Linked DNA regions of Homo sapiens: region 1 is linked to region 2. Evidence: chromatin loops called from intact Hi-C (ENCODE). Cell type or tissue: endothelial cell of umbilical vein. All regions are shown on one strand.

Region 1 (2,500 bases), 210 kb before region 2:
AGTTTGGCTGAAAAATTTACCTTTAAATGTTTTTTATTCAGTATCTTTAATCTGTCATGGCACCTGCAAAATTTCAGTGACTCTATACATATGGTTAATATTTATTTTGCAAATACCCATTTTTAAATATTTGTTGAAATTCAGGCATACAGTTGGCAGTTAATGGTACACCTAAACCACACCTCATAAGATGAAATAGATGCTTCTAAATTATTAATTCCAAGTAAGATACATATCTAGATGTAGATATAGATATCTATAAAAATCTTTGTTGGAAATACCTTCTTTTGTGCTTCCTAATAAGTCAAAATGGGAGGTAGATGCCCCAAAGGTATTAATAAATAGATATAGATATAATCAGGACAGAATTCTATATACCTTTTTAGTTGCTTAACATTTATTTTGTGAGGCACATAGTAGATAATGTAGAAATTGTTTTCTGCTTTCTAATCTCAATTAGAATACAGATCATTTCATAGATCTTAAATCAATAGTAAAAAAATTTCTCATAATATGACCTTAAAGCAATAAAAAAACAGAAAGCAATTTATGAATATTGTAGCATTACTGGTGTTAACAAGAAATTGAAAATGATCCAAATGTCCACCAGGAAGAGAAAAGTCGAATAAATTAAGATACAGATAGAAAATGGAATGCTATAAATAATATACATCTGTTAGAAAGAATGAGGAAAATTTCTATACACCATTGTGGAGTGATGAACAGGATTTATGAAGGGGGTTAAAATGAAGGAGCATATAGTATACACACTATAGCATCTTTTATATTACAAAAAAGAAAGATACACTGGCATTAACATATGCTTAATTTTTAAAGGGAAAGAAAAAAATAATTCGTTTGAAAATAAAATTGGTTAGCAACAGGTGAGAGGTACAGAGTAGACTGAATAAGAATGTAAATGAGATAAATTTCAATATATCTTGTTATATGCTATTAAATACAAACATGTAAATGTTTGACTTTTGAAAAACAGTTACACAATAAAAAGAAATCCCAACAAATTAAAATAAACTTCACTAAGTGCAAGGCGGAGGCCTGCCAAAAGCATAGAACATGGCAGGAAAGCTGGTGTGGAGAGGTCCTACCACAGTATCTGAGGCTTTCTTTGAGAGCCAAGAAGTAGTCAACTGAAGGCTGGGAGAAAGGCAAGAGGGTAGAGAAATATTTCCTCCTCCAAAGGCACATGGAGCCTTCTCAAAGGGAATAGAAGCAGCCCACTGAAGGTTTGGGACATGGCAAGAGGAAAGAAAAAAAAATAGCCCTGAGGGACCCAGAGCCTTCCCCAACCACAAGGTGGCAGCCTGCTGAAACCTGGAAGCAGAACTGAGAAGTATCCCACCAAAACTCATGGGGCCCTCTCAGATTGCAAGTCATTGGCCAGTCCAAGTCTGCAGGCAGAAAATCAGTTTGAAAGTGGGTCTCCCAAGGTACAGAAAGTTTGGCCAGTTAAGGGGACTGTGGCAGTTAGAGACAAAAGAGACCTCCGCTGCAACTTTACAAGCTTGCTGATGAACTGTAATGGAAAAAGCAAGAGAGATAGAGATAACTCTCTACTGAAGGCAAATCCTTAATCCTATCCTCAAATTCATGAAAGCTACTAGTGAACTAAAAATAAGTAAGAGTAAAACTTAACTACAGATTAGCAACAGGACAAAGGAAGTGGTATGTGCTTTTCTAAGGGTAAACGTTACCAGACGAGTCTCTTTTTTAATTCCCAATATCTAGTATAAAATTACAAATTATGGTACACACAAAGAAGCATAAAAGTATGACTCATAATCAATGAAAACACAGATAATATAGGCAAATCTACAGGTGGTTTAGATGTTGCAGTTAATAGACATGGACTTCAAATAGCTATGATAAAAATAATAAAAGATCTGGCAAAAAAGGCAGGTAACATGCATAAAGATACTGGGAACATCAGAAGAGATGGAAACTATAAATAAGAAACTGTAATAATAGGATACCAAAACTAAAGAGAAAATATACAATATCCGAAATAAAAAATGTATTTGATTGGTGTTAAAGTAGAACGGACACAGCAGAAGAAACACTCACTGAATTTGAAGGTAGGAGAATAGATATTGTTCAAATTAAAAAATAAAGAAGAAAATAACTAAGGAGAATCTGAGCCCTATGAGACAATATCCAATGGTTTGTCATATAAGTAATAAGTGTCCCATAAGGAGAGGACAAAAAATGGGGCTAAAAAACTACTTGAAAAATAAATGCTCAGAACTTCCTAGAATTGATAGAAGACACAAACTTACAGATCAAAGAAACTCAGTTAACCATGAGAAGGATAAATACATAGAAACCCAGGGAATATAGAGTTAAACTTCTGAAAACCAAGAATGTCATGAAAGCATAACTCTTTCCCCTTACCCTGCCCCACAATGAGATATAAAGAGGGAATGGTGATAAGCACGACAGTTGACTTTTTATTAAAAAACAATGAAGGACACGAGGCTATGGA
Region 2 (2,500 bases):
TGAAACAAATGAAAATGAAAATACAACATATCAAAATCTATGAGGCACAGCAAAAGCAGTATTAAGAGAGAAGTTTAAAGCAATAAACACCTATATCATAAAAGGAGAAATAAACAACCTAAAAACACATCTCAAGGAACTAGAAAAGCAAGAACAAACCAAACCCAAAATTAGTAGAAAGAAAGAAATAATGAGGACCAGAGTAGAAATAAGTAAAACTGAGACAAAAAAAATACAGAATATCAACAAAACAAAATGTTGTTTTTTTGTAAAGATTAAAAATTCAACAAATGTTTAGTTACACAAAGAAAAAGAGAGAAGATCCAAATAAATATATAAAAACACAAACAAAAAAGGAGAGATAACAACTGAGACCTCAGACATACAAAGAATAATTCAAGACTAGTGTGAGCAACTAACTATATGCCAACAAATTGGAAAACCTAGAAGAAATGGATAAATTCCTAAACACATAAAACCTACCAAGATTGAAATATGAAGCAAGAGAAAACCTCAACAAGCCAGCAATGAGTAGTAGAATAAAAGCCATAAGTCTCCCATCCAAGAAAAGCTGAGGACCTGATGGCTTACTGCTGAACTCTACCAAACATTTGAATAATGAATCAAACTCTCAAAAAAATTAAAGAGGAGGGAATACTTTCATAAATTCATTCTATGTAGCTAGCATTACCCTGATAACAAAGCCAGATAATGACTCAACAGAAAAAGAAACTTACAGGTCACTGTCACTGATAACCATAGAGGCAAAAATTCTCAGAAAGTCTTTTCTTGAAGGAAGATCTGCATAGCTCATCTCTGTGTCCAGTACAATGTCCCTGCCTTTCTTCTCCTCAAAGCACTTTTCACTTTTCCTTCATTTCTCTATAACTTGAAACTTGTTTTTGTGTATTTATCTGTTCAATTGCTGGCTTCTCCACCAGATGGCAAACTTCATGAGAGCAGAGGTTACATTTATTTCATTTTCTACTATATACCCAGCACCTAGCACCATGGCTGGCACGTTACAAGAACATGAATGTTTGATGAACAAATGAATAAATGTTGCTGACATCTGAGGATAATTTGCCTTGAAGGTATTTGTAACCGGGATCCTGAGTGGTCAACAGATGCAAACCACTGCATATGACCCAAGCCTCTACAAGATTCGGAAAATTCTGCTTTTCCCTGCCAGGGGTATTGCTTTTTCAACTAACAGGCCTTAGTCTAGCCTGTGAAGTCTGGTTTCAGACCCTTGTGGTCTGACCTATCTTGTTTCTATCTCCAGCTTAGAATAAAATAGTGCCTTCAGCTTCTAATCCTCCTGAGTCTTTGAGAATCTAATTTCCTTTCATCTGCGGCACTAGGTAAAGTCATGAAGAGCTAATTTGGGTGAAGTCCTGGTGACATCATAACCACATCTACTATCAGCTACTGTTTCCTGCCCCCCAAAAAATCTGAATTTTCTTCTCTCTAGGCTTTGAAGCTTGTATATTTCCAACATCTCTTTTCCCCAAAAACTATTTTCATGCTGTGTTATACTGGGTTTTATTGCCCACCCTCCAGCTGAGCAGTCCTCCTGACTCTTAGCTTGCAGTTCTCATTCAGGAATTTCTGCTACCCACTCATGGGGCAGAAAGGAGGGGAGAACAGCCATTAAGGCTATCAAATATTACAAAATTGAAGACCCCACTGCTGGAATTTTAACAGCTGCTCTCCATACTGTCTCCTAATCTAAGCTTGACCATGTGGTTCTCAATAACAATTTAGGGAGGAGGGGTTCAGATCATCTAGACTATAATTATTAAACGGGGACAAAAAATTGAAGACCCCAACAATGATCAATTTGGTAACTTTACAGAGGACTAGCCTCACCCCAGTCATCATTAGGAGTTTCTTTTCAGTCTGCTCAGTAATGTGGTTGAGGAAAAGGATCCCCGGGCCTGGGTTCAAAGCCCAGCTCTGTCATATATTAGCTACATAATGTTGGGCAATTTGCTTAACTTTCCATGCCAACATCTTCATAAATATAAGGAGGTAAAATAAAAGCATCCACATATGAAGTGCTTGGAGTGATTAATAAAGTAATGTATACAAGTTGCCTAACAAAGTTTCTGGCACAGAAACAGAAGAAACACATAAAAATGTTATTGACTATTGTTATTTTTTGTGTCATCACTCTTTTCTTTTGTTCAATTGTCACTCTCTCTCACCTTCCTTCCTCCTCCTTTCTAGTCGCTCTGTCTCATTCTTTCTCTGAGTTTTTCTATAAATGAGGAGAAAAAAGAGCCTTATCTACTCATGCCTTCACTAAGAAATTAGTCATTTATTAATAATGAGAGGCAATATTGCAAAGTGGTTGGTCTGGTAGACTCTGGAGCCTGATGTCTTGTTTAATATTGTATCTGCCACATCCTTTCCTGTGTATTCTTGGGCAAGATACTTAACTTCTCAGTTTTCCTATCTGGAAAATACAGATAATATTTGTGTCTGCTTCACAGAG

What was found. A loop is a pair of places that touch in the nucleus more often than their neighbours do. Peaks named below come from ENCODE experiments on the same cell type or tissue, not always from the same donor. Only the 100,000 strongest peaks of a DNase experiment are listed, where the experiment ranks them.
Region 1: a loop joins it to region 2, with 4 times the contacts of the local background. A loop is called at or near these places in 4 of 110 quality-filtered maps.

The regions. Positions count from the first base shown.
Region 1 is chr4:79,916,050-79,918,549 of GRCh38, forward strand. All of the region lies in intron 16 of ANTXR2 (ANTXR cell adhesion molecule 2), which reads right to left. Among named protein-coding and RNA genes, the nearest start is that of PCAT4, 90 kb to the left of the region's middle. In endothelial cell of umbilical vein, a CTCF peak has its summit at 1,311 (motif pointing right); a DNase peak (open chromatin) is centred at 1,332.
Region 2 is chr4:80,124,649-80,127,148 of GRCh38, forward strand. No RefSeq gene overlaps it. Among named protein-coding and RNA genes, the nearest start is that of ANTXR2, 53 kb to the left of the region's middle. In endothelial cell of umbilical vein, a CTCF peak has its summit at 947 (motif pointing right); a DNase peak (open chromatin) is centred at 943; H3K27ac peaks cover 1,190 bases.